Linked DNA regions of Homo sapiens: region 1 is linked to region 2. Evidence: chromatin loops called from intact Hi-C (ENCODE). Cell type or tissue: ovary. All regions are shown on one strand. Each heading gives the region's core, and the rest is flanking DNA. Links, peaks and the distances in the headings are about the cores only.

Region 1 (4,592 bases), core at 1,246-3,745, 390 kb before region 2:
TTCTTAGAAATATTTCCAGGTTAGATATATGAGTATTGCCAGGGAAAAATGCGTTTAAATTTATATCTAAAGATCGGGACCGGGCTTGGTGGCTCATGCCTGTAATCCCAGCACTTTGGGAGGCCGAGGCGGGTGGATCACGAGGTCAAGAGTTTGAGACCTGCCTGACCAACATGGTGAAACCCTGTCTCTACTGAAAATACAAAAATTAGGTGGGCGTGGTGGCGCGTGCCTGTAATCCCAGCTACTCAAGAGGCTGAGGCAGGAGAATCGCTTGAACCCGGGAGGCGGAGGTTGCAGTGAGCCGAGATCCTGCTACTGCACTCTAGCTTGGGCGACAGAGTGAGGCTCTGTCTCAAAAAAAAAAAAAAAAAAAAAAAAGGAATTCTAGGCATTTTGAAGAGTGCCTCATTTTTCAAAGGAGAAACCCTCAATTTACAACTCTGCAACATGGGGCATCTCACAACTCATTTTACTCACTGGAGTTTTCTTTCCTTTAATACCCTCATCTAATTTTTTTTTTTTTTTTTTGAGACAGGGTCTTGCTCTGTCACCCAGGCTGAAATGCAGTGTCATGATCATAGCTCACTGTAACCTCTGCTTCCTGGGTTCAAGTGGTCCTCCCACCTCAGCCTCCCAGGTAGCTGGGACCAGAGTTGCATGCCACCACACCCAGCTAATTTTTGTATTTTTTGTAAAGACGGGGTTTCACCCTGTTCCCCAGGCTGATCTCAAACTCCTGGACTCAAGCAATCTGCCCACCTTGGTCTCCCCGATCCCTCTCAATCTTAGGGATCAGCCGCTAAAGGAATACTGTTTTGGTTGAATTTTGCAATCCCTGGGGTGGAGATGAAAGGGTTGGATGGGAAGGGCAAATCTAAGTCAAATAATCGACACAGTCTTTGCTATAGCTATTTCTTCCTATAATTGAAATGAGTGAGTTTTTACTTTTCCCAAAGAACAATTAAAGGAATAGAAAAGCACTAAAATAGTCATTAGTAGATTTGTAAATACTCCCTGTGGTAGGAAAAAAGAACATTTCTGCCATAGATTAATTCCTGTAGTCAGCAAATAGTTATTGAATATTCTCTGTGTGCTGCTCATTGTCCGTAGGTACTGAGGGCACAGCAGTGAGCAAGATTGACAACATTCTGTCCTTGTAGAGTTGATGTTCTAGTAGGGAGAGACTGAAACAATAAACAAGATTATTTTAGATAGTGGAAAGTGCTACGTAGAAAACAAAATAGGGTAATGTGATGGTGGGGATGGGTAATTAGTTTAGATGGAGTGGTCAGGGAAGGCCTCTCAGAGGAGGTACCCTTTGAGCAGAGTCCTGAATAAAAGTGTGTCAGTCAACAAATATTAGTATAGTTATTATATGACTCAGTCATGTAACTCTTACATATATACCCAAGAGAAATGAAAACCTATGCTCATACAAAAACTTGTACACAAATGTTCATAGCAATATTATTCATAATTGTCAAAAAGTGGAAACAACCTAAATGTTCATCAACCAATTAGTGGATAAACAAAATGTGGTATAACCGTACAATGGAATATTATTCCACTACAAAATGGAATGAAGTTGTGCTATAACATGACCTTTGAAACCATTATGCCAGTTGAAATAAACCAGTCACAAAAGGCCATGTATTGTATGATTCCATTTATATGAAATTTCCGGAATAGACAAATTTATGGAGACAGGTAACACATTCATGGTTGGTGAGGAGAAGAGGAATAAGGGGTAATAGCTAAAAGATCTGGGGGTTCTTTTTGGGGTGAAGAAAAGTGTGAAATTAGATAGTGATGATGATTTCACAACTTTGAATATATTAGAAACCATGGGTTTATATACTTTCAAATTGGTGAATTTTATTGTATGTGAATTATATTTCAATAAAGAAATATAAAAATTGGATCATGGGCTGGGCACGGTGGCTCACGCCTGTAATCCCAGCACTTTGTGAGGCCGAGATGGGTGGATCACCTGAGGTCAGGAGTTCAAGACCAGCCTGGCCAACATGGTGAAACCCTGTCTCTACTAAAAATACAAAAATTAGCTGGGCTTGGTGGCTGGCACCTGTAATCCCAGCAACTCAGGAGGCTGAGGCAAGAGAATTGCTTGAACCCAGGAGGCAGAGGTTGCAGTGAGCCAAGATCATGTCACTGCACTCCAACCTGAGCAACACAGCAAGACTCCGTCAAAAAAAAAAAAAAGGATCAGATCATGAATGCCTGAGAAACAGTACTTTGCTACTCATTTCACAGTGACAGAAAAAACATTAAAAAAAAAAAGAGTGAGTCAGTCATATGGTGATGTGAGGGAAAGGGGTTTTAGGCAGAGAGAACAACAAGTGCAAAGGCCCTGACGGTGGGGAGAGCTTGGTTTATTTGAGGAACAGAAAGCAGCTGGGTATGGCTGCTGTTGAGCAAGTGAGGGAGAGGGTGATGAAAGATAAGGTGGGAGAAGTAGGTAAAGACCAGAAAGTATAGGGTTTTTTACACCATTTTAATGAGTTTGGATTTTTTTCTCAACATAGTGAGAAAGCATTGGAGAGTTTCAAGCAAGGGAATTACATGATCTGGTTTAAAAATGTTTAAGATTCCTCTGACTGCCAGGTGGAGAATAGTTTGTGAAGTGGGATAAAAGTAGAGGTGGGTAGAGAAGCTACTGCAGTAGAGAAGCAGGTGGTGTCGGTAGCCTGGACGAAGGAGGTAACAGAGGAGATGGGGAGAAGCAGGTGGATTCAGGACATACTTGGGAGGCAGAATCATCAGGACACACTGACATAGAGTGTGAGGTGGGAGGGAGGGAAAAAGAGAAATTGGGTATAACTTCTAGATTTTTGGTATGAATTACAAATAAATAATTGTTCTTGTTTCAGATATCTTTAGAGCTCTTTTTGGCTATGTGAAAACTTAAGACTGTATCTAGTTATAACTCAGGAATGCAATATGTAGGTCTGTCCTTGTTTCTTTAGTTACTCATTCAGTACTATATTGCAGTTTCACCCTTTGCTCTCTCAAATAATCCAACCTCCATCAATAGCTGTGTGATCATAATAATGAACGGTCTTTTAATCTTAATTTTACACTTCATTGTTATTATGTTATTATTTCCTCCTGCTATTTTCTCTTGCTGCCTACTTATAAACGTGGACTTTCCAGAACATTCTTCACAGAACTTTCTGTGAAGGCCACTGCCTGACCACTTGTGTCTGCCAGTGAGTTCAGCAACGCAGGGTTCCAAGGAGCTACATCAGGCCATTTTTCCTGGGAGTTGCCCATGGCTTTCATCTGTGGTTTTCAATTACTTTTGCTATTCCTCTTTCCATCAGCATAGCTAATTAAGTTGGCTCCAAGTCTCTGGTAAAAAGGTTTTATAATGAAGAAGGAAAATCTGGTCAACTTATTTCATACAATTCAGCTAAAAGGCTGTACACCAGTCACTTAATAAGGTCACGATAATGTATTTTTTCTCTTGTATGCATTTCAGTTTTATAAAGCGTCGGTTTCTAAATTGCTTTTTAAATTAATGAATATTTCTAAATACAACAGACTTCTTGTGAAGAAATCAAGTCAGTAGCATTAACTTAATCTTTGATTTTATTAGTTGTACAGAATCATGCAGTTTCTCATTAAGCTACTTAGAAGGTGCTCACCTTTCTTTCGGGCACTGTTTATCTAAGTCTTGAAAGAGACCCTTTTGCACTCAATGTGTCTGAAATGTGTTTCATTACTTTTCCCTCAAGCCTGATTTCCCCTGTGCCTTCTGTTCTAATAAACAGCACTCCCATCCAACCAATCAACTGAGTCAGAAACCTCCCCCTCATCTCGCACATTTGATCAGTTGCTAAGTCTTTTCACCTACCTCCTAAATGTCCCACTCGTGTGCCCAGCTGTCCATTTCCATTCATCTCCAATGCCACTGCTCTGGCTCAGGCCTCTCTTTTACCTGGAATATTGCAATAGTGTCCTGACAAGCCCCCTCTTCTATTAGTCATCTTCCTCCCCAAGCCATTCTTCCTGCTGCTGTCACAGTGACTTTTCTAAATGCAAATCTGATTTTTAATCTCCTGCCTAAAAGCTTTCAATGGCTCCCTATAGCTTGTTGGATAACATCCAAACCCTTAGCACAGCACACACAGCCTTCCAATATTTGTACTTTGCTCACTTTTCCAACATCACCTTCAACATAGGGAACATAGATATTTCTTATGCTCTAGGTAACTGAGTTACTTACAGCGCCCCTAAATATGTTATGAGTTTTATGTCCCATTGACTTGGTAGATGTTGTTTCTCTGCCCAGAAAAACGCTTTCCTTTTCCTCCTAACCTTATCCCCCAGCAAACTCCTATTCTCTTTCAAGACCAAGCTCCAATGTCTTCTCTGTGAAACTTTCTGAGATCCAATCCTTGGCTCTCATAGAGACTAGGTGCTTAATGAATGCTGATGAACAGGTAAGTGCATAAATTAAAGGTAGCTCATGGGATCAAGGGTGGGCAATATGGCATAAAGGGTTATGAATGAGGACTTCAGGGCATTGAAGGATGTGAGAAGTTCAGCCAGAGAGGTTGGATTAGCGA
Region 2 (4,592 bases), core at 788-3,287:
AGGGAATTACTATCTTTGATGTCACCAGTAGAGCTCTGCCAGAATCAAAAACCTGCTCTTTTCTCCTCTGCAGCTGCTGCAGCTGTTTCTGAATACCTACGGATCTAGATGAAGAGCATCCAATAGCTGTGACCCAGTGATTAGAAACCAGATGGGGACGCTGCTGTTGTTGACTTTGGTGGGGGTAGCACATCACTTCCTCTTGAGACCTAGGAAGGTGGAAAATGAGCACTGCAGAAAACCTCATATATACACATAGTTTTTCAGCCCACTTTTAACTGCCAAACTTCATATGAGTGCATCTACTTGGTGACATCTAATCCACATGGCAAATCTTAGGTACAGAAGATTCCGGGGTGTAATGGAAGTGAAGCAAGCCAATCCATAGTATTAGCACAGTTTATAAGCACTATATAGTATTATTAACTACCTGATTCTGCATAAGACTGTGCAAAGACACTAATTTTGGGGAATCCTCTGTCTACCACTGGACCTTAGAAGCAGGGAAAGAGACAAAGAGAAGATTCACAAAGCAGAAAATGCATATGGCTTATAAAATTATGAGAAAATAATTTTTAAATAACTCAATAGTAATAGAAAAATAGACGTTAATACCAAATATCTTTTTCTGGCCTATACAATTGACAAATGTAAATTTGAGACAATCTGCAGCTGGTGACAGGGCAATAAAATGGACACTTTTATTTTATTGACCATTGGTGAGAGCATAAATTGGTCCAAATATTTTGGAAAGTCATTGGACAATACATGTTAAGAACCATTACTGATATTCATACACTCTGACTCAGTAATTTTACTTCTGGGACTCTATCATAAATTAATAATCCTATTATATTGAAAAGAGGTTTATATTTAATGATATGCATTGTAGCATCATTTATAATAGGGAAAATTTGGAAACAACCTAAGTACTAGAGGAATGATTGAGTACATTTTGGAACATATACAAAATTAAATATTCTGTAGCCATAAAATAATGCATAAGTGAAGTGGTAATAATGTTTACCAGATTCTTTTATTTTAATCCATTGAGCACTACAAGGAAAATGCCTAAGACCTATGAACTTCCCAAGGATCTGCCAAAGGGGTTTGAAGCCTGACAAAAGTTATTGGCTTCAAAATATGAAGATAACTGCAAAATTAAAGTCTATAAATGTCTAAGTAAATGTCAAAAAATGTAACTCATCATTTTTATAGATTATTTCATTTTGTGTTCAGAACAATTTTGACACATTGGAAAAATGGTTGGTTAGATTGTATCAGTTGGTAAGAATTCTTTAGTATATATAATCTCTGCTAAGAAGCATAACTGATAATAAATTTCAAAGGCAAAATTTTAAAATCGTCTCAAATTTTTAGCAAAATATATACTTATTTGACATGGGATATGGGGTGTGTACATGTCAAAGTATATGTGATAAAATGTAGAGTGGAGCTTCTAAAAACAAGAGTGCCATGGGATTAGCATGGTCTAAAGAAATGCCATGTTTTGAGCACCCACCGTGTGCGACACTTAATGTACATCATTCTTTTTAATCCCCACAACAGTGCTGGGAAATAGTTCTGTTTATCATAATTTCTTTCATTTGAGGAAACCTAGGGCTTTAGGGAAATTAAGTAATTAACCTCAGGTCACACAGCTAGGGAATATGGTGATGGGGTTTGAAGGCAGGTCAGCTTGACTCCAAATCCTGTGCCCTTAGTGAGAACATAGGTATGTTTCCATGTCAAATTAAAAAAATAAGTTTACAAAATTGTATACCTGGTTTGAGTATAACTTTGGAAAAATACAGGATTCAATAAAAGCAAAAATTTTTTTCTGTTTTTTACTGTTCTGAATTTTCTAACATAGTTTTACAACAATCAGGCAACCCGTATTAATTTCTAAAAAAAATTGATCTTAGAGGAGTTTGATAATAATGTTAAAATATTGACATCTTGCGGCCGCGTGGTGTCATTACAACCTTGGCTTTACTTTCAGTGTGGGAGCTGACTACTAGAGGGCAGCACTGAGGTTTATTCGGGTCACGTTTTCTGGGCTGAATGTGGCAGAAAGCTGGGTCACTTCTCCACTCAAAACTGAAGAAAAGCAAACTCATTTATAATGCCATAAATACACACACATATATGTCAACAAAATAACGTATACTGTAAATATACAGCGTAATACACTTCAATAACTTCTTTGCATCCTGAAGCAGTATAGCAAAGTTATTCAGCGTCAGGCCCAGGAACTATGCTACCTGAATTTGCATCATGGCTCCACCATGTATCAGCTGTGTGACTTTGGCCAGAGCACATAAACTTCCTGTACTTTATTTTTTTTTTCTGTATCTCTAAAGTGAGAATAAGAATTTTCCCTACCTCTTAGGGATGCTGTGAGAAATAAATGAAGTAAGGCTAACAGTGCCAGTTGAAAGGAGATGCTCAAAAATTGGAAATTATCATTTTGCCTGTTGCCCAAAGCTATTCTACTTTTATGAAACAATATATGCCTTGTTGAGTACTATAAGTATTTGTTTAGTACTATAAGCAGACGGAGAATTTTGTTATTACTACTGAATCAGAAAAATAACTTTCTGTCAGGTAGGGTTAGGTGAAAAATCTAAAGGAAGGTCGAGAATCACAGTTCAGAGCCCTCACTGGAATGAAGCAAAATGTGTAAGTTTGCCTAACATCCTTTCTTGTAGTTTTCCTCTCTCATTCTAATTTATCTTTGTCCATCACCTCCCTTGTTCCCCAGGTTCTCACTTCCCCCAGGACAAGGAGCTACTTGTCCAAGCCTTATTCTGGATGATTAACTAGAAGCACACCATTCTGAATCATTTTTATACCTCATGCCCCAGCCCTGCATCTTAGTCTCCAAAGGAATGCAAGGATCCTAGGCTAATATTATGTAAGGCCATTTCCCATGATGTATGTAATTAGGAGTTCCCTGTAGTGTTTAGTAGTAATATATGTATATATAAAATGTAAAAGCGCTACTTTTTTTCTTTGCAACTAATGTTAAGAGGAAAGCTCAATCGATGTGACTGGCTTCACAGTTTTGTGGAGGGAGAGGGTGCTATTTTGGATTCTTTCATTCCATGGCACCTTAGGGAGTAAAGATCATACAGAGAAGATGAAATTTTGTAAATTGTTAGGCTTTGATATTGGAAACATAGACAGGAACTGATACGAGTTCCAACAACATGTAGTAGAATCCGTGAACATTCTGGTGTTGTAAGTCCATGAGAACACTAAGGTCAATACTTAATCATACAGTGTGCTGATGTTTCTGACATAGCAGTTCTAAAAGGTGTATAGGAATAATTCTTAAGTTTGTACTCGTGAATGGATTTGAAGTATCTGTATAATTTTAGATTCATGAGGACCCCAAATGGTTTTAGATTTCTGTTCTAAAATCATCTTTAATTATACTATAACTAAAACTTAGAGATCTAATGGGAATTCTTGAGTGTATGGATAAATCCAATGACCCCCATACTGTGATTAAGAGGCAGTGGTTAAGAGTCCTGACTCTAAAGCTAGAGTACTTATTTTCACAGATGGCTCCACCAGAAACTAGCTGTATGCGCTTGGGCAAATTACTTAATCTCTTTGTGCCTCAGTTTTTCATCTATAAAATGTGGATGATAATAATACCTACCCCATAGGACAGTTGTGATGATCCATTGAGCTAGTATATGTAAAGTCCGTAGAGCAACAAGTGTTTGTGGAACTCTTAATCAAAAGAAGCAAATTCACTTTAGAAATTTTATTTATGTGCTAATTCCCAGCTACTTCTACCTATAAATTTAGAATCTTATGTCTATTCAGGATTTTGGAACATTCCTTGAATGATGGTCCCTTGAACATCCTAGTCCTCATCAGAACCTTCTCATAAAATCCATACTGGGGTTGCTCATGGCACCATGCAGCACTACATAGAGAATGCTAACTGGGGCCCTCACTTGCACCAGTATTTCCATCAGGTCACCTGAAATTCTACAATTAGGGATTGTTTCCTTTGGGTAGTCACGGTGTGTTTCTGGAGACTCTATTAGAGTGCAAGCAGTCTTTGGAGGGATAGCACAAGGGTGCATTAGTGGAATATATCAAGGATAAACGTGAGCTTTCTTGGAGCCAAATAGTCTTGCGTTTAAATTTTCTGGCTCTATTACTTACTAGAATTAGAGTGTCTGAGTTCAAATTCTGTCTCTACTGACCAGTGGCTGTGTGATTTTTGGTAAGTTACTGTAACCTCTCTGGATGTCTGGGAATTCAAATAGTATCTATCTCGTGGGGTCACTGTGAAGATCTAAGGAGACAGGGCTTCCAAAAATGCCTGTCACATCATTGGCACTCAGTAAGTATGATTATTGCCTAATTTATCTCAGTCTTGGCATCCTCATTTACAAAATGGAAAGAATGGGTAATATCCACCTTCATGGTTGTTGTGAACATAAAGATGTACATATAAGTATAATGTACATATAAAATGCCTGTCATACTTAAATAAAAAACTGATAGATAGTAACAAGTGTTGGTAAGAATGTAGGCAAAAAAGAACCCTCATATGTTGCTGGTGG

The links. Peaks named below come from ENCODE experiments on the same cell type or tissue, not always from the same donor. Only the 100,000 strongest peaks of a DNase experiment are listed, where the experiment ranks them.
Region 1: it touches region 2 in a loop (6-fold over the local background); 37 of 110 quality-filtered maps call a loop at or near these places.

The regions. Positions count from the first base shown.
Region 1 is chrX:109,878,606-109,883,197 of GRCh38, reverse strand. No RefSeq gene overlaps it. Among named protein-coding and RNA genes, the nearest start is that of TMEM164, 120 kb to the left of the region's middle. RefSeq lists an enhancer at 2,222-2,301. In ovary, for the core only: no CTCF peak of the experiment used is centred there; a DNase peak (open chromatin) is centred at 2,386.
Region 2 is chrX:109,483,334-109,487,925 of GRCh38, reverse strand. No RefSeq gene overlaps it. Among named protein-coding and RNA genes, the nearest start is that of GUCY2F, 3.5 kb to the right of the region's middle. In ovary, for the core only: a CTCF peak has its summit at 1,985; a DNase peak (open chromatin) is centred at 2,005.